Regions from separate parts of the Homo sapiens genome. Here region 2 is linked to region 1. A link is a loop called in an ENCODE intact Hi-C map of the cell type or tissue named here. Cell type or tissue: psoas muscle. All regions are shown on one strand. Each heading gives the region's core, and the rest is flanking DNA. Links, peaks and the distances in the headings are about the cores only.

Region 1 (10,272 bases), core at 2,440-7,439:
GAATGCTTCCATATTCCCTACATCTTTTTTTTTTTTTTATGTACTTTAAGTTTTAGGGTACATGTGCACATTGTGCAGGTTAGTTACATATGTATACATGTGCCTACATCTTTTTTTAAGAGATAGGGTCTTGCTCTGTTACCCAGGCCAGAGTGCAGTGATATGATCATAGCTCACTGTAATCTCATACTTCAGGGCTCAAGTGATCTTCCTTTCTTAGCCTCGCGAGTAGCTGGGACCACAGGTGTGTTCTGCCACACTGCCTGATTTTTTTATTTTTATTTTTATTTGTAGAGACAGGTTCTCCCAATGTTGCCCCAGCCGGTTCTGAACTCCTGGGCTCAAGAGATTCTCCCACCTCAGCCTCCCAAAGTGTTGGGATTATAGGCATGAGCCATGATGCTCAGCCATGAAGGGATTTTTAAATGTAAAACTTGAGGCTTCAAAAATATTCTGTACAGTAATCCCCCCCGCCCTTATGCATGGTTTGGTTTTCTAAGGTTTCACTCTTACCTGTGACCAATCATGGTCCAAAAATACTAACTGGAGAATTTTAGAAATAAACAATTCATCAGTTTTTGGGGGCTTTTTTTTTTTTTTTTTGAGACGGAGGTTAGCTTTTGTAGCCCAGGCTGTAGTGCAATGGCGTAATCTTGGCTCACTGCAACCTCTACCTCCCGGGTTCAAGCAATTCTCCTGCCTCAGCCTCCCAAGTAGCAGGGATTACAGATGAACACCCAGCTATTTTTTTTTTTTTTTGTATTATTAGTAGAGATGGGATTTCACCATGTTGGCCAGGTTGGTCTTGAACTCCTGACCTCAGGTGATCTGCCTGCCTTGGCCTCCCAAAGTGCTGAGATTCCAGGCCTAAGCCACTGCACCCGGCCACCAATTCATCAGTTTTAAATGGTGTAGCCTTCTCAGTAGCATGATGAGATCTCCAGCCATCCTGCCGCTTGGGACCTGAATCCTCCCCTTGTCCAGTGTATCCATGTGTATATGCCACCTTCCTATTAGTCACTTAGCAGTGGCCTCAATTTGCAGATTGATCATTGTGGTATCACAGTGCTTGTGTTCAGGTGACTCTTATTTTACTTAATAATGGCCCCAAAGCGCAAGAATAATAATGCTGGCAATTCGGATATGCCAAAGAGAAGCCATGAAGTGCTTCTTTTAATTGAAAAGGTGAGTTCTCGACTTAATAAAGGAAGAAAAAAAATTGTATGCTGAGGTTGCTAAAATCTATGGTAAGAACAAATCTCTCCCATTTTTTCTATTGTATTGCTTTTTTTTTTTTAAAGGGACAGAGTCTTGCTCTGTTTTCCAGGATGGAATGCCATGATGTGATCATAACTCATTGCAGCCTCATATTCCATGGTTCAAATAATCTTCCCACCACAGCCTTCTGAGTAGCTGGCATTATACAGGCATGTGGCACTGTAACCTGCTAATTAAAAAAAATTTTTTTAGAGGCAGGTCTCGCCATGTTGTCCAGGCTGGTTTGAACTCCTGGCTTTAAACAATCCTTCCACCTCAGCCTCTTAAGTAGCTTCGATTATAGATGTGAGCCATTGCACCTGGCTCTATTCTGTTTTATTATTAGTTATTGTTGTTAATCTCTTACTATGCGTACTTTTTAAATTAAACTTTGTCATAGATATGTATGTATAGGAGAAAAAAACAGTATATATAGGGTTTGGTACTATCCAAGGTTTCAGGCATCCACTGGCAGTCTTGGAACATATCCCCTGCCGGTAAGGTGGGTCTACTGTAATTTGAGTAATTTGTTTCAGGCCATATCTTTCCAGGATTACAAGTCTCTTCTCCCTTTCTGATAAGAATCATTTATTGGAAATGAGTGAGAAGCACTCATCACATGTTCCTATCAACTTTTGACAGGGACTCTATGGCAGATTATTCATTCTGCTGATGGTTAGATGTTAATTGAAAAAACATCTATCTGCTCTGGTTACTAGGCATGTAGATGACTGATATGGTTAGGCTTTGTGTCCCCACCCAAATCTTATCTTGAATTATAATCCCCCAATCCCCACGTGTCAAGGGAGAGACCAAGTGGAGGTAATTGAATCATGGGGGTGGTTTCCCCAGGCTGTTCTCTGATAGTGAATGAGTTCTCAAGAGATCTGATGGTTTCATAAGGGGCTCTTCCCTGTTCGCTCAGCACTTCTTCTTCCTGCTGCCTTGTGAAGAAGGTGCCTCGCTTTCCCTTTGCCTTCTGCCATGATTGTAAGTTTCCTGAGGCCTCCCCAGCCATGCTGAACTGTGAGTTAGTTAAACCTCTTTCTTTTATAAATTACCCACTCTCAGGCAGTTCTTTATGACAAAATTATATTTTTTTTCTGAAAACTTAAGAGCCAGGTTTCTGTTCTTACTCCGTAGAATTTTTCTCCTTATTAAAGGAAGATAAATTGTAAAAAGGCCAGATTCTTAGAAAACAGCTCTGGATTTATTCAAATGCTTCAAACAGTTAAATACAAACAGTGTTACACATAGCATGACAGGAAGATGGAAGTTTGGCCTACAAAATCTTGAAGCCAGGATTTACAACCAGCTTTAACAGGATTTATTTACATACTTGGTTTTGAGTGAGGCTGTGTATCCCACTGAGTTAGATACAAATGGATTTTTAGATCTTTCATTTCATCTGTTAAGTAGGGTTGTATGGTTCATTTAGATGTCCAACTACGGGTACCTAGAATAGTATTCTGGTTATGGCATAATCAACGTTCTTTCTCTCAACATTCATTGGATAATAGTCTCTTGATCATACTTTTATTGTGTAAAAAATTTTACATTTTTGATTTTTAAAAATTTTAATATTTTTTGAATTGTTAATAAAATTATGTGGTTAAAAATATAGGAGAGTATATGGTGAAAAGTCTATCCCTACAAAGTGTCTCCTGACCTTTGTTTTCTCTCTCTAAAACAGTATTGCTATACCCGTTTCTGGTATCTTCTTAAGATGTTTCGTGTATATATAAGTATGCGTCTGTGTGTTCTTTTTTCCCTTTTATCACAAATATTGCACACTGTTCTGAATCTTTTAAATATCAGTGTATTTTGGAGATTGTTCCATATTGCATAAAGAGCTTTACTCATTTTTAATTATTTTCTTTTCCTCTGCACACCGTTCTACCACATGTATATATCATATCTTTAAGCAGTCCCATACTGATGGGCAAATGGATTGTTTCCAGTCTTCTGTCGTTTACAGACAATGATTCCGGCCAGGCGCGGTGGCTCACGCCTGTAATCCCAGCACTTTGGGAGGCCGAGGCGGGTGGATCATGAGGTCAGGAGATCGAGACCATCCTGGCTAACAAGGTGAAACCCCGTCTCTACTAAAAATACAAAAAATTAGCCGGGCGCGGTGGCGGGCGCCTGTAGTCCCAGCTACTCGGGAGGCTGAGGCAGGAGAATGGCGTGAACCCGGGAAGCGGAGCTTGCAGTGAGCCGAGATTGCGCCACTGCAGTCCGCAGTCCGGCCTGGGCGACAGAGCGAGACTCCGTCTCAAAAAAAAAAAAAAAAAAAAAAAAAAAAAACAATGATTCCATGGTTAACCTTTAGCATATGGCATTTGAAGCACATACAAGTGTGTGCATAGACTACCTTCCTGGAAGTGAACTCCTGGATGGTCAGAGGATATGTGCATGTGTAATGAACTCTATCAGAGCTGAAACAATTTACACTCACACCATCAACATATGAAAATTTTGACAAAATTTAAATTAGGGATTGATTTTCTTCTGCCCCTCCTTAGCATACTGTTAGTTATACTTTAACAGGGTGTATTCGGGTAATGCAAACTAAACATTTTATTAAGTTAAATCAGTCGCTCTTAATGAGGGATGTGAAATAGAATCACTAGTGGAATCTTCATAATACACATGCATTGCCCACACCTCATACTACTGAATCAGAATCTTGACTGGGCAAGCTCGGGTAGGCCTGGCACCTGTATTTTGAAAGGCTATGTAGTTAATTACTACGTAGACAAACACAAGCCCCTTCTTGTATTTGAAACTACCATGTTAATAAACCAAAGAAATTGTGTAAGTTTGAAGGGTAGTATAAAGTTTGAGGGCATAATACTTCAATTTGTTTTATTTAATTACTTTGCAGTTTTTTCAGATCAACAAACATTTACTGTACACCTGTGATACACAGTAAGCACTATGTCAGGCATGGAAATGGGACTATAGGGGTGACCATTCATGTAATTCAATCATAGGTTGCTATTTTGGTTATGCTTTATTATTGTTTCACGTAAATGCAATTTAACAATTTGGCATGAAGGTAAACTATTATTGTAAAGGAATTTTTAAGACAGAAAGGCCTATATCAAGCCCTTTAAGCAGATTTTGGATATTTTCATTTAAAGGTATATACATTATAACTTATAAAGCATACAGTCTTTAAACTCTTTTTCTCGCTGACAATGTTAACGGCTTCTTTCTCTTAGTTTGGCATGAAGATACTATAGGTTATGCCGTTTTAACCTACAGTGTAGAGTCTCAAGTCACCACCAGGTGTCAGAATGTGCTTACTTATTGTCATACTACTTCCCTGGCCAAAGTGTGCTGTTAGGCAATTTGTGACTTCTGGCATATTCTGTTTCTAATGGCATATTCTGTTTTTAATATTCATACTATTTTGAAAGAAATATTTCAGTTGTACAGAAAAGTATCTTTCAGTGATGTAGACATTAGCTTATATAATTTTTTCTTCATTTCTAAACCACTATTAAGTTGCTGTTTTGTGATAATTAGCACATAGCTTAAAATCAAATATAATAGGAGCTCTGAAATGTATGAGAGTAACTCTGCTTCATGAAGTCATCCAAATATCCCCCTTTTCTGAATATTTTTGTTACAGTCATAACTTTCTACAATTTTAGAGTAGGAAAATTTAAAGGTTATATGGTCTGGTAAGCCTCATGTGGGTACTGGCTATATTCTAGCCTCATAAGAGGCTTTAAAAAACTGTATGGATTCTTCTTCTCAGAATGTGATATATTCATGCCCAGGATTATAAACTTTCCCTAGTTGAACATCACGAATTATCATAAGAGTTGTGGGTGGGAGATAATCCTGAGGGAAAAGAGTTGTTCAGATAAATGGGACAGAGACAGGAAAATATTATTGAGGAGCATTAAATTCAGTCACTTCTATTTGTACCTTATATGACTGCTAGTTTGGTCCAGTGGAATCAGGAGGCTTGAGGACCACAAGACAGTTCTTGGAGCTGGGTATTTTTTTCTGAAATTGCTGGAAGTATATTTATTTGGGGGAAGGTTCAAAAAAACCTTGTTGGAAAAGAAAGACTAAGGTCAAAGCTAAAAAGAAAAAAAAAAAACAACATCATGTGAAATCAGATCTAAGGGGCATTTGCTAGGCCAAAAACAGAAGGCAAGATTAGGTTAAGCAGCTGGGTAAATATAGGAACAGGAAACAAAACTCTAAATTTTCAGGATTTCATATTTGACCAGGGACGGAATGCCTTTGTGTTGGATGCTAGCTGCTTGATTGTTGGATAAGTTTCTGAAGCTAAAGATAAACTTTTGTATAGTAGAGGAGACAGACCTTGAAAGCTTTAAATGATTAAGCTGGCATCTCCCAATAGAACCTGATATTCCACAGAACTTAAGGGAAAGGCGTATCGTATTCGTTACCCATTTGCTGCATAACAAATTACCCCAAAACATAATAGATTAAAACAATAGTATTTATCATTATCTCATAGTTTCTGTGGGTCAGGAATCCAGATACATCTTAGTTGTGTCCTCTGTCTTAGAGTTACAAGGCCGTGATCATGGTGTCAGCCAAGGCTTCAGTCATATCAGGACTCAACAGGGGAAAAATTCCCTCCCAAGCTCATTCATGTGGTTGTTGGCAGGATTCTGTTACTTGTGAGCTGTTGACCTGAGGGTTTTCAGTTATTCACTGGTCGTTGGCCAGAGACCACCTTTAGTTGTTTGCCCGTGGCCAGTAGCTAATAAAGTACATCAGACAGACAGAGAGAGGGGGAGAGAGAGAGAAAGAGAGAGAAGCATGATGGATTGTCAGTCTTTTATAACTTAATCTTAAAATATGACATGACATCACATTTGCTGTATTCTGTTGTTAGAAGCAAGTCACTAGGTCCGGCCCACACTCAAGTAGAGGGGATTATAATGGGTGTGGTACGAGAAGTGGGGATCATGGGAACTATTTTAGAAGCTGTCTGCCACACAGACCAACTGGTATCTCTTCCATTTAGGTGGTGCCCTGGTCCTAGTCATTGTTAAATACTTTTAATATCATCCCTAGTGTCACAATTTTTTTCAGAATTGGAGCTAAAATTCATATCAACTTTTGATATTGATTTTCTTCACAGCCAAATAATATGTATATGTGGAAGAACACAAACATCTCACCAGACTTCAAAGTCCATGAGGGTAATGATAGTGTTGAATTTTTTTTCTCAGGATTGATTTTTTTTTATTACCTAAGATAATGTCAGGCACTTATTACATGTTTGTTGAATTAAAGAACTTAAAAGTATTTTATTAGATTATAAAATAAAATAAAATTAGCTTCCTCTTTTGCTTTAAAAAGAGCAATACAATTACCAGTTAAGGGAAAGAAGCAAAGGCTGATATAAATTATCACCTCCCCTCTAAAAAATCCTGATAGGCTTCAATGTCATTATGTCATTGCTAACATTCACCATTAGACTCTCAAGAATGTCACGTTAAATCCTGGCCTGCTCTTTCTTAGAAAGATTGTTTCTTACACTTTCAAAGTCCTCTACTGCCTGACACATTCACTTACATGGTGTGTAGCACACTAAGCTGGAAATCATTATCTTCTGCCGTAAACCAGCTACTCTCCTATCCCTACCCCCTAATCTTATCTTTTACAGTGTTTTTTTTTTCCTGTATTCCTACTTTTCAAAACTTTAAGGTTACCTTTCAACCCTTTCCCTCTCCCTTTTGAACCAAGTTACCAAATCATCTTTATTCTTTGTTTTTCACTTCTTTTCCACCATAATCTCAGTTTACTACCTTAAAATAGAAGATAGTTTCCATAAGGCAGGTCCTCTCCATACTCTACTTCTTAGCTAGCTAAATCTTCCTAAAACCCTGATTATATTTTGTCTTTTTCCTCACTTATTGCTCCAGTGATAAGGCCTTCACTCTTTAACTTGTCACAGACCCTTTCCTGTTTCTCCATTTTATTATCCCATCATTCTTTGACCTAGGCACCCCACATTGTCCTCTGCCTACCTTTCTTTATGTTTTCCTATGTCTACTTCTCAATTCATATTTTTGTTTATCTTTGTCAGGGGTAGATCAAGGTTTTGTGAGTCCAGATGCCTAATCTTCTGAGACTTCTTTAAGAAAAAGAATATGATACTAAGAATACAGGATTAGGGACAGAGCTTGTAAAGGGCCCAAGAAAATGAGGGGCCCTGAAGCTCAAGCTTCATTGGTTTCACAGCGTAACAGCTCCAGCCCCTCTGTGTTGCTTTAGCCAAAGGTTAAGTTTACCTCCTCCAGGAGGCCTTCTCTGATAACCTCAGCTGACACTGATATCCCCCATCAACTGACTGAAGGCAAGGATCTTGTCTTATACCACTTTGTAGTTTCCTAGAGTCTTACATTTTGAATTTAGTGATAACTGAAAAACTACCCCTTATTTCTTAAACTATTACACAGGTAATTACATAGAGTTTAAAAGTTTCTTAAATACATGTCATTTAAAAAGTAGTTGTTCATGAAGTGTTAAGCTGCTGTTAGAGCCCTGAGTAAGTTTTTGTTATGTGCTCTAGAAGATTATATAAATGAAATTTCTTTGTGTACTCTGTTTTGCTCTATGTTTATATATGCCATAGCCTTATTTTTAGAAGCTGGGTTTTATACCAATCATATATGATCTTTTAAGCTGACATGCAGTGGATATGAACATTTATTATTCTAAGGAAAGTTTTACAAAATGTGAAAATTACACAATGATTGATAATTACAGTGTTGAGAGAATCATATGCTGAGATTTCTTTCTTTGTGTTGTTATCATTCTTTACGTTTCATGTCTGTGAGAAACCTATTTATTTTCTGTGCCTACTTTGCTCTTCCAGGACTTACCCAAGAAGGTCTTTTTAGGGTGAATGGTAACGTGAAGGTGGTGGAACAACTTCGACTGAAGTTCGAGAGTGGAGTGCCCGTGGAGCTCGGGAAGGACGGTGATGTCTGCTCAGCAGCCAGTCTGTTGAAGCTGTTTCTGAGGGAGCTGCCTGACAGTCTGATCACCTCAGCGTTGCAGCCTCGATTCATTCAACTCTTTCAGGGTTAGTACAATAAATCCTTTTAGGAGTTAAAACAACTTTACTAGGCTGGGCACGGTGGCCCACACCTATAATCCCAACACTTTGGGAGGCTGAGGTAGAAAGATTGCTTGAAGCCAGGAGTTGAAGACCACCGTGGGCAACCAAGCAAGACCCCCATCTCTACAAAAAAAAAAAAAAAAGGGCAGAAAAAAAAAAACCAGTTTTATTTTTAGTAAACATACTAAATATTTAAAATTTAAAAAGTTTTTAAATATTTGTGGTCTTTCCATAACCACCACCTTGTTATTTTACTCCAGGCCCTCATCCCCTATGTAAAATCATACTAGACTGATTATGAAATACCGTTATTAAATGAAATTTCTGATACCATTAACATGTGACTACTTCAGTAACGTAATATTGAAAATCCCTGATGCTTTTGGGCCAAAGACATGTTTTTCTGACTAATGACTGTCATAAAAGGAGTGAGATCAAGAATAATTTAGAAAACATTAGAGAACAATAAAGGAAATATTCATTAAATTGTGGTTGCTTAATGACCTTTGAGACTGAAAGCTCACTGGTGTACTTGCTTTTTCTCCTAAGCAAGATTGAGTCCTAAAATAATTTTGTTCATTTCGTGAGGTAAAAATTGATTTTTGATTGTAGTATTAAGTGATTTCATATGAAAGAACTTGCTTTTTTTTTTTTTTTTTTTTGAGATGTAGTTTCACTCTTGTCACCCAGGCTGGAGTGCAGTGGCACAATCTTGGCTCACTGCAACTTCTGCCTCCTGGGTTCAAGCAATTCTTCTACCTCAGCCTCCTGAGTAGCTGGGATTACAGGCACCCGCCACCATGCCCGGCTAACTTTTGTATTTTTAGTAGAGTTGGGGTTTCACCATGTTGGCCAGGCTGGTCTCAAACTCCTGACCTCAGGTGATTCACCCATCTTGGCTTCCCCAAGAGCTGGGATTACAGGCATGAACCACTGCACCTGGCCAGGAACTCGCTTTTTAAGTGTAATAATTATAGGCATAGTCATTATTGAGTTCTCCCTCCTAAGTGCTGTAAGAAAAATGGTTTACCCTTAAAACCATTTATTTTATTATTTTTCCCAAATTAGAGAAGAAAGAAGAAAATATATTTCCAAAAGTATTCGTTGCCAGATTAAGGGTGCTACCTAAAGCCACATTCCTTTACAGCAGTGGTGTACCTATTCACATGCAGTATGCTAAAGAACAGGATAAGTGAGAAGGCCAGATAGGACAAGTAAGAAAGTACCAGAAATATTTTACCCCATGAAAGACCATTTTGAAATATTAGCTAAAAGTTGTGTGGTTGTATCAGAAGAGGACACTAACTACCTCCACTTGCCATCCCCTAGGGAAGGAGACCTGTCTGTAGCTCCCCCAGGCCCTCACATCAGCAATGCCTCCTGCCCTGGCCTCTTCTCACTTCTCTGCAGCCCCTGGCCTCCCGTGGTGACCTCCAGGCAATCCTTTTGGAAGATTACTCATGTCTTATTTCTTTCTTCAGAGTACCTGGGCAGTCCTCAGGAAACACATCTTTGCCACATTCTTGAAATGGAGGTCAGTCACAAGGCAGAGCCCTGCCTTCTTGTGCTGCCACCCAGGGCACCCATAGCCAGACTGTCTGTGTTAGACTCTTTGACGAGTTTTAGACTCTTCAAACTACCCAAGTGATAATCTGATGACCCTCACTTGGCTTGGGAAAGTTAGAGGAAGCATTATATTTCTCTAGCAACTCTCTCCCTTCAAAGAAATCCTCACTCTCTAATTTTTAACTTCAAATTTTAACACTGAATTTCCTGCTTAAATATCTTTGTGGCCTGTTGATGGCCCAAGGCCGCCAGACCTGGGTTTGGTCTCACCTTAATAAGTTCTATATAGCTCATCTAGCATTTTTGCTTAGAATGGGTGG
Region 2 (10,272 bases), core at 2,444-7,443, 120 kb after region 1:
TCCTGCCTCAGCCTCCTGAGTATCTAGGACCACAGGAATGTGCCACCATGCCTGCCTAATTTTATTTTGTTGTTTTTGTAGAGACAGAGTCTCACTAGGTTGCCCAGGCTTAGACTTCTCTTTAGTAGAGGATTCAGAAAATAAACCAATAACCAATAGATATGTAACTGTAACTTTGTTGTATAGAGGAGGAGCAGCAGCCAACTGTATGGAGTTGGTCTGGGTGAGTAGGAAAATGTTTTCCTCCTGTATATGTTCAAGGTTTTCCAGAGAAAACCAATAGGAGGTGTGTGTGTGTGTGTGTGTGTGTGTGTGTGTGTGTATGTATGTGTGTAAAGAGAGAGGTGATTTATTATGGGGTTTGGCTCACATGATTTTGGAGGCTGAAGAGCTCTATAATATGCTGTTTGCAAGCTCTGGTGAATCAGGGAAGCTGGTAGCATGGCTCAGTCTAAATCCGAAGTCTTGAGTGGCTGGGAAGCTGATGGTGCAAGTCCAAAGTCCAAAGGCTGCAGAACCTGGAGTTTTAATGTCCAAGAGCAGGGGAAGATGGGTGCCCCAGCTCTAGGAGAGACATCAAATTCACCTTTCCTCTGCCTTTTTGTTCTCTATATGTCCTCAGCCAATTGGATGGTGCCTGCAACATTTGGTGAGAGTGGATCTTCCTTACTCAGCCCATTGATTCAAATACCAGCCTCTTCCAGAACACCCTCACAGACATACCCAGAAATAATGTTTTGCCAACTCTTTGGACATCTCTTCATTTAGTCAAGTTGACACCTAAATTTAACCATCAAAAGCCACCTACCAGTGATGTCATGGAAGCTAAGAGAAGACAGTAATTCAAGAATAGTTACCTTCTTTAAATGTTACTAAGAACAAGAGTAAGACGGAGGCTGAGCTGTGACTGTTTTGGCAGATTCTGTGAAATAGTGAGACAAAGACCACATCTTAGGGCATTGAAGAATGAATTGGAGGTGAGGAAGTAGAGAAAGTGAGTGAAGATGGCTGTTTTAAAGGAATTTGCTATGAAGGGAAGCAAGTAGGACCATAGCTAATGGGAGATGTAGGATTAAGGAAGTATCTTTTAAAAATAAACAAACAAAAATGAGAAGATATGACTGCAGAGCATGCTTGTGATTGATGGGAATGGTCACAGTGGGGAAGGGAGTGACAGGAGACCGTTGAAGGAGCAGCCTTTGGGGAGATGAAAGGAGATGAGATCCACTGTGCATATGGAGGGAATTGCTCTTTGATACAACCAGTCTTATCTCTCATTGCAACAACAGGGAAGGCAGAGAGGATTGAATGATTTCAGCTAGGTTTGTAGATTTGATGGTGTGGCAATGACTAGCTTCTGCTCCGATGTTTCTGTTTTTCCAAAGAGGTATTAAGCAAGAATGGAAAGAAAGGGGTTTGAGAAGAGAGGGAAAGACAAGAAATATCATCTTGGAAAGTGGAAAATCAAGTTACGCAAGAAGTATAGCAGAATTGCTGTACATGAGGGAGGGCCCATCCAAAGTTTTTGGTCATAAATTTAATGTGAAACCAATCAACCAATTCTGTAACTTTTTCCAGCCACTTTGAGCTGCTCCGTTCTCAGCACAGAGAAAGCATATAGCTGGATTCATCCAACATTGTACTTTTGTGAGGTGAATGCAATGATTGGAGACTGGAGGAAAGAAATTAAGGGTATTAGCAAGAGAACGAAGGATCATAAAGGGAATTTAAGAAGGGAATTAAGAAGGGACTAAAAGCAGGAGGAATGCACAAGGGGCTTGGAAGGGGATTTTATTCATTCAGTTTACTCAGTCACTCAACAATTGAGCTCCTACTATGTGCCAAACCTAGTTGTAGGCTCTGTGGATATAATGTATTTATGAAGAAGACTGACCAAGTCCTCTCACAGAGTAGGGTGAGATGGACAATAAAGAATTAAAAGCAGCTGGGCGTGGTGGCTCACGCCTGTAATCCCAGCACTTTGGGAGGCTGAGGCGGGCAGATCACGAGGTCAAGAGATTGAGACCATCCTGGCCAACGTGGTGAAACCCCGTCTCTACTAAAAATACAGAAATTAGCTGGGCATGGTGACGCGTGCCTGTAGTCCCAGCTACTCAGGAGGCTGAGGCAGGAGAATCGCTTGAACCCAGGAGGCAGAAGTTGCAGTGAGCTGAGATGGCACCACTGCACTCCAACCTGGTGACAGAGCGAGACTCCATCTCAAAAAAAAAAAAAAGAATTAAAACCAGTAAGTTTAAGGTTGGATATTTCTAAGGGCTATGGGGAAACATAAAATAGGGTAGGGGATAGAGAGAAACAAGTGGAAGAGGAGGGAGGTAGTGATTAATATCCCTTCCCAGGTGGCATCCTGGGAAGATAACCTGCTCCAGTGAAATTGAGCAAAGACCTGAATGAAACAAGGGACCAAACCTTAAAAGAGCTGTGGAAGTAGTGTGCAAGGCTGAGGGGACAGTGAGTGCTTTCCTATTTTTAAATGTCATTAGTAGTTGAATAGTAAGGCAAAAGAAACCATGATAAGGTATTTTTTTCCTTCCTTATTGTATTTTTAACTGGTGTTCTCATGATACCATGACACAGCTGGTTTAAGCAAGTAGGTGTTGTGCAAAGGTCATTAAAGTAAGCAATTGGTTCAGTCAAAAGTCTCATGTAAGTAGATCAAATGTTTAAAATAAGTATAAATATGCCGTATGTGATCTATTAATGTCCAGTTTGACACTTCGTTCTCCAGTGCCCAGCATTGGAATAACACCCATTCCAACTAGTAATAAGATTCAGTTGATATTTGTTGAATAAATTTTCATGCCTACATACAATTTAACACTTAGAAACACAACATCCCCCTCCAAACTTTTTCTAAAAAGTTCTTCTAAAGGAAGAGTTTGAACACAAACCCGAGGTCTCTTACCTTGAGAATGTGGGAACGTTCTTTACATGGCTTTGTAAAAAATTTAGATATAATTCACATACCATTGAAATTCACTCTTATAAAGTATACAATCTATGGCTTTGTGTGTGTTCACAAAACTGTGCAATCATCACCATTACCTAATTCCAGAATATTTTTATCACCCTAAAAAGAAACCTCAGCTGGGTACGGTGGCTCACTTCTGTAATCCCAGCACTTTGGGAGGCCAGGGTGGGCGGATCACAAGGTCAAGAGATAGAGACCATCCTGGCCAACATGGAGAAACCTCATCTCTACTAAAAATACAAAAATTAGCTGGGCATGGTGGTGCACACCTGTAGTCCCAGCTACTCCAGAGGCTGAGACAGGAGAATCGCTTGAACCTGGGAGGCGGAGGTTGCAGTGAGCCAAGATCACGCCACTGCACTCCAGCCTGGCAACAGAGCGAGACTCCATCTCAAAAAAAAAAAATAAAAAACCTCATGTACATCAGACCCATTAGCAGTCACTCCACATTCCCCACTCCTCCCAACCCCTGGCAATAACCAATCTACTTTCTGTCACTAAGTATTTGCCTATTCTGGACATTTCATATAAGTGGAATCACACAATATATATCCTTTTGTGTCTGTATTATTTCACTTAGCATGTTTTCAAGGTTCATTCATGTTGTAGCAGGTGTCAGTACTTTATTCCTTTTTATAGCCGAAGAATATTCTATTATGTGACTATACCATGTCTTGTTTATCCATTCATCAATTAATGGGCATTTGGATTGTCACCACTTTTAGGCTATTATGAATAATTCTACTATTTGCATTTGTGTTGATATTTTTGCTGTGGACATAAATTTTCAACTTTCTCAGATACATATGTACAAATATAAATGGCTTTATAAAGATTTAGAAAATGTTTTATCTTACTATTTCATACTTAACTGCATAATATATATTTTAAAAGAATACATTAAGTTATCACCAGTTATTTGCTTAGGTTACTAGTTGAATTATTTAACTTTTCTCCAGAAATCTAAGTACCATGGGCCTTATAGGAAGGTGTTACCTGTGTCCTGTGGCTCTGCAGCCCCCTTGCTCGCTGCTTGCTGCAAGGGTGGGAGCTGCTGTTTCAGTACCATTCTGATGGGGCACTGGGAACGCAACTCTGAACGGGTGCTGGCTTGTCTTTTCATCAATAAATACTACTTCTTCCTTGAGCTAGATCTCTTATCTGCCAGTTCATTCTCAGACTGCTAAACTTTACTTTGTCTGTATTGTCTAAGTTTAAAGTCATAAAACAAAAAGTAAATATAATTCATGTAGGTGACATTTGCAAATAGAAGTTTAGAAAAAATGCTTTCAGAGTCTTATAGGAAAAAGTTGACTGTCAGCCTTGTGCCCATTAATTCACAGAGACAGGGCTGGAAAATAGAATAAAGAAATACTGTCACTTCTGTTTTTTGCATAAGGAAGAAAGAATTATAGGCATTTGTAAACACTCAGACAGTCATAGACAACAGTCAGACATTTCTACTAATTTCCCTTAACAGTCAGCCTTGTTTCTTTTCATCATATTCTAGCATTTACATACCAGTAGTTTTAAAAAACAGGTACAAGCATAAAGCATAATTGTGTTATCCAAGCATAGTCAAATTATGCAATGTATTATGCAGTTGGCTCTCCTAAATGTCATGCTGGATATAGTTTATCCCTCTCACAGTGAGTCAGAAGCGGGAATGGGTTCATTCACTATTTCCAGAAAGCAGCTTACCACCAGCAGGTGCTGTAACTAGTGGGAAAGGGTAAGACTGGAATGCACACTTATTTAGGGATCTCTGAAATGTACCCTTTGGTACTTACATAAGGGCTATGTGAGGCCACAGGCAGCTGAGAGTGTTGGCAGTACCTGCAGCTACTCCCCAGCTTAGAAGAGGCTTCCAATCCCCTATGCATCTGGGAATGTTTGTCCCTAGCACAAACCTGAGAACATGTGCTGTGTACTACTTTGTGGTCCAGACATGAGTCTCAGCTTTGCCACTGTCTATGTGATCTTGGACACATCACCTTAGAATCCAAGTCCCTCATCTGTAAAATCAGGGAGGCCGACTAGTTGACCTTTACAAAACTCTTTTGGCTTTAAAATGCTATGGCTCCACAACTTAGTGGTTTTAGATGCCAAGTATGGTATATCGGAGATGAGTAATATATAAAGGTATTAAGAGCTCAGGCCCTAATGTTTTACAGAACAATCTTTGAGTCCTGTGTGACCTTGGGCAAGTTTACTTAACTTCTGTAAGCCTGCATTGTGTTAGCCTTAAAGGGGAGATGATGATAATAGTTCCTAGCTCATAGGGCTATTGGGCGTAAAAACGGCATTATAAATGCAGTCTTTAGCAACGCCCAATACATCATAAGATTCAATCTTTATTAATAATAAGTAGTGTTGTTACTTTCTTTAGGGACATTTTATCCTAATAATATATTGTTCCCTTTAGAAATAAATGAATATAAGTCTAGCAAATTTTAATAATATTCTGAAGTATGCAGACTAAAATTATGTTTAAAAGATTGTAACGAATTAGCCATAAACTAAACTTTTAAAAAATGTATGATTTAGATGATTGAATGGCAGGAATGTTGGGGAAGAAATGGGATATGGAGGATTATGGAATAAGTGAAAAAAATCTGACTGACTTTCTCAGCCTTCTTGTTGCCTATAATTTTCCTTTTATGTATTATTTTCCTATCTTAATTTGGAGATGGAATCATCTATGGAAAGCTTATCCAAGTTAATGGCTATTCGGAAGTGAGGCTCTGCATTATTGAAACAACAAAACAAACAAGATTACTGTCATTTCTGTTCATCGTGTATGAATAAATAATAAATCTATACAGTTATGCCTCAGCTGCCTCCTTGTAATTTCTGCCATTATTTTGGCAAATGTTCTTTTGGTGTGAACCAAGGACTTGGAGGTTTAATAATTCTGGAAACAGATACTCATATATTCTTCCACAAGGTGTTAATACAAAACTATCACCGTTTAATAGTGGTTTGGTAAATTATCTGAAGGAAATTGTTTAAGGTCAAGTATGTAAAGAGTCAGAATACATCTGTAAAATGTAGGGAATGTTGGCGACTTTAAGTTTGTTGGTTGATATTTTGGAGATTTAACTATTCACTTCTCAAAAGAAGAGCAAGCTGTCTATACTGGATATGTATGTGATAAAATGACATAACAGTGCAGATATGATTTTTAATGATCATCTCTGAATATATGTACTGTACATCTCTCACCTACTCCATCACCATCTTATCTTACTTTATTGTTGTATATGACATGTAAGAGGAAAAGTTTTGACTCCGTACTACAATTTCACCAGCTTCTGATGTGAACAACTCAATCCAGAAATGCTCTCTCTTCAAAACTGTTTTTCACTACCTTGTAATTTTTGGTTAGGGTAAGTGTTCTTTAATCTCTAATGTTTCCTTTATACTTCTTTTGTAGGAGGTCTATTATAAGAACTCCCTGCCCATCCTTTTAACAAGAGGCTTAGAAAGAGACATGCCAAAACCACCTCCAAAAACCAAGGTAAACTATGTTTTCTCTGTAGGCGACCATGTGAAATCTTTAGCATGGTTCTTTGTTTTTTGTTGTTTTTGTTTGTTTGTTTGTTTGTTTTGAGACAGAGTCTTGCTTTATCGTCCAGGCTGGAGTGCAGTGGCGCAATCTCAGCTCACTGCAACCTCTGCCTCCTGGGTTCAGGCAGTTCTCCTGCATCAGCCTCTGGGGTAGCTCGGACTAAAGGTGCGCACCACCATGCCCAGCTAATTTTTGTATTTTTAGTAGAGACGGGGTTTTGCCATGTTGGCCAGGCTGGTCTCAAACTCCTGACCTCAGGTGATCTGCCTGCCTTGGCCTCCCAAAGTGCTGGGATTACAGGCGTGAGCCACCATGCCCGGCCAGCATGTTTCTTGATGCTCTCCTATTTCCATGTTCTGTTGATTGCATTTCCTTCAGCCCTTTTGGTTTTTTATTTGTTTGTTTTTTCAGGGAAGTAGGCATGAGGGAGTGTTGCGGGAGGATCTGGTGGTATAAAAGCACTTTTTATACAGTACCTTTAATCCATGGTTGTATTCAGCCAAAAATTCTTCAGACACTCCTATTATTGAAGAGATAGTGATAATTTTTAGTAGATGGTTTTACTTCTGCTCAATAACAATTGTGGCTATGAGACCATGCCTTTTGCAGGAACATGGATGGAGCTGGAGGCTATCATGCTTGGTAAACTAACGCAGGAATAGAAAACCAAATACCACATGTTCTCACTTATAAATAGGAGCTAAATGACAAGAACTTATGAACACAAAGAAGGAAACAACAGACACTGGGACCTCCTCGAGGGTGGAGGGTGGGAGGAGGAAGAGAAACAGAAAAGATAAGTATCGGGTACTGGGCTTAATACCTGGGATGTGATAATATGTACAACAAACCCTTGTGACACATGTTTACCTATGTAACCTTCACATGTACCCCCAAACGTAAAATAAAAAATTTTGAAAAGAAATATATAAAAAGTAAAATGCCAAAAAGTTCACTATTAAGAAAGAAAAAGGACCAGTCTGGCCAACATGTTGAAACCCCATCTGTACTAAAAATACAAAAAAAATTAGCCAGGATTGGGTGGCGGGCTCCTGTAATCCCAGCTAACTGGGAGGCTGAGGCAGAAAGAATTGCTTGAACCTCAGAAGCAGAGGTCGCAGCGAGCTGCGACAAGAATGAGACTCCATCTCGTTCATACATACATACATATATACACACATACATACTTACATATAATTTTTTCTAGCCTCTGACATAGGAAATAGTCAAGTGCAGTAGATCTTCCTAGGGTACCTCTAAGCATAATAGAAATGCATGAGATGCATTTTCCCTTCTGGGCGTAAAGTAAAATGTTCAGCTGTAATTTTTTTAAATAAAAATCACTGTATGATGTTTCATAATTATGAGGAACACATAATCAATGGAAAGTATTTACATAAATTTTAATAAGAAAAAATAAAAACTATTATAGATATGATAGCATAAAGGCGTTAATGTGTAAAATTTTGTTTCCCTTAGTAAGAAAAAATCCAAAATGCTGATAATTGTTTTGCCAGTGAAAAGAAAAATTTCTTTTTTCTCTTCAACTTTGATTTTAGGTTCAGAGGTACAGGTGCAGGATGTACAGAGTTGTTACATAGGTAAAGGTGTGCCATGGTGGTTTGCTGCACAGATCTCCTACCATCACCTAGGTATTAAACCCAGCATCCATTAGGTATCCTTGCTTATTCCCTCACCCTAAGCCACCCCACTGACGGGTCCCAGTGTGTGTTATTCCCCTCCCGGTGTCCATGTGGTCTCATGATTCAGCTCCCATTTATAAGTGAGAACATGCAATGTTTGGTTTTCTATTCCTGTGTTAGTTTGCTGAGAATAACGGTTTCCAGCTCCATCCATGTCCTAGAAAGGACATGATCTCATTCCTCTTTATGGCTGCATAGTATTCCATGGTGTATGTGTACCACATTTTCTTTATCCAGTCTATGATTGATGGGCATTAGGGTTGATTCCATGTCTTTGCTATTGTAAGTAGTACTGCAGTGAACATACATGTGCATGTATTGTTATAATAGAATGATTTATATTCTTTTGGACATATACCCAGTAATGGGATTGCTGGGTCATATGGTATTTCTGGTTCTAGATCTTTGCAGAATCACCATATTCTCTGCCACAATGGTTGAACTAATTTACACTTCCACCAACACTGTAAAAGCATTTCTTTTTCTCTGCAACCTCATCAGCATCTGTTCTTTCTTGACTTTTTAATAATAGCCATTCTGACTGGCATGAGATGGTATCTCATTGTGGTTTTGATTTCCATGTATCTAATGATCAGTGATGTTGAGCTTATTTTCCTGATTGTTGGCCACATAAATGTCTTCTTTTGAGAAGTGCCTGTTCATGTCCTTTACCCACTTTTTAATAGGATTTTTTTTCTTATAAATGTGTTTAAGTTCCTTGTAGACTTGATGTTAGACCTTTGTCAGATGGATAAGTTACAAACATTTTCTCCCGTTCTGCAGGTTGTGTGTTCACTATGGTGACAGTTTCTTTTGCTGTGCAAAAGCTCTTTAGTTTAACTAGATCCCGTTTGTCAATTTTTGCTTATGTTGCAATTGCTTTTGGTGTTTTCGTCCTGAAATCTTTGCCCATGCTTATGTCCTGAATGGTATTGCCTAGATTTTCTTGTGAAGTGTTTACAACAAATGTAAAACCCAAAACTCTAAAAATCCTAGAAATCTTTAATCCATTTTGAGTTAATTTTTGTATAAGGTGTAAGGAAGGGGTCCAGTTTCAATTTTTGGCATATGGCTAGCCTGTTCTCTCAGCACCATTTATTAGAGAATCATTTTCCCATAGTTTGCTTTTGTCAGTTTTGTCACAGATGAGATAATTGTAGGTGTTCGGTCTTATTTCTAACTTCTCTATTCTATTCCATTGGTCCATGTGTCTGTTTTTGTACCAGTACTATGTTGTTTTTATACCAGTACCATGCTGTTTGGTTACTGTAGCCTTGTACTATAGTTTGAAGTCAGGTAGCATGATACCTCCAGCTTTGTTCTTTTTGCTTAGGCTTGTCTTGTATGTTTGGTTCCATATGAATTTTACAATAGTTGTTTTCTAATTCTCTGAAGAACATCAATGATAGTTTAATGGGAATAGCATTGAATCTATAAACTACTTTGAGCAGTATGAGTATTTTCATAATACTGATTCTTCCTATCCATGAGCATGGAATGTTGTTATATTTGTTTGTGTCCTCTCTGATTTCTTTGAGCAGTGATTTGTAGTTCCCCTTGAAGAGGTCCTTTACTTCCCTTGTTAGCTGTATTTCTAGCAATTTTATTTTATTCTTTTTGTAGCAATTGTGAATGGGAGTTCATTCATTATTTGGCTCTGTTGTTGGTGAATAGGAATGCTATGATTTTTTGCACATTTCTTTTGTATCCTGAGATTTGCTGAAGTTGCTTATCAGCTTAAGAAGCTTTTTGGGTGAAATAATGGGATTTTCTGGATATAGGATCATGTCATATGAAAACAGGGATAGTTTGACTTTCTCTCTTGCTATTTGAATACGGTTTATTTCTTTCTCTTGCCAGATTGCCCTGACCAGAACTTCTGATATTATGTTGAATGGGAGTGGTGAGAGAGGGCATCCTTGTCTTGTGTCAGCTTTCAACGGGAATGCTTCCAGCTTTTGCTCATTCAGTATGATACTGGCTGTGGGTTTGTCATATATGGCTCT

What was found. Hi-C counts contacts between places; a loop is a spot of excess contacts. Peaks named below come from ENCODE experiments on the same cell type or tissue, not always from the same donor. Only the 100,000 strongest peaks of a DNase experiment are listed, where the experiment ranks them.
Region 2: it touches region 1 in a loop (2.4-fold over the local background); 4 of 110 quality-filtered maps call a loop at or near these places.

The regions. Positions count from the first base shown.
Region 1 is chr4:89,018,538-89,028,809 of GRCh38, reverse strand. It overlaps FAM13A (family with sequence similarity 13 member A), which reads left to right. Exons shown (of 24, transcript NM_014883.4): 3 at 8,141-8,350. Among named protein-coding and RNA genes, the nearest start is that of FAM13A, 34 kb to the left of the region's middle. In psoas muscle, for the core only: a CTCF peak has its summit at 4,542 (motif pointing right); no DNase peak of the experiment used is centred there; H3K27ac peaks cover 537 bases.
Region 2 is chr4:88,902,619-88,912,890 of GRCh38, reverse strand. It overlaps FAM13A (family with sequence similarity 13 member A), which reads left to right. Exons shown (of 24, transcript NM_014883.4): 6 at 6,429-6,512. Among named protein-coding and RNA genes, the nearest start is that of FAM13A, 150 kb to the left of the region's middle. In psoas muscle, for the core only: no CTCF peak of the experiment used is centred there; no DNase peak of the experiment used is centred there; H3K27ac peaks cover 1,908 bases.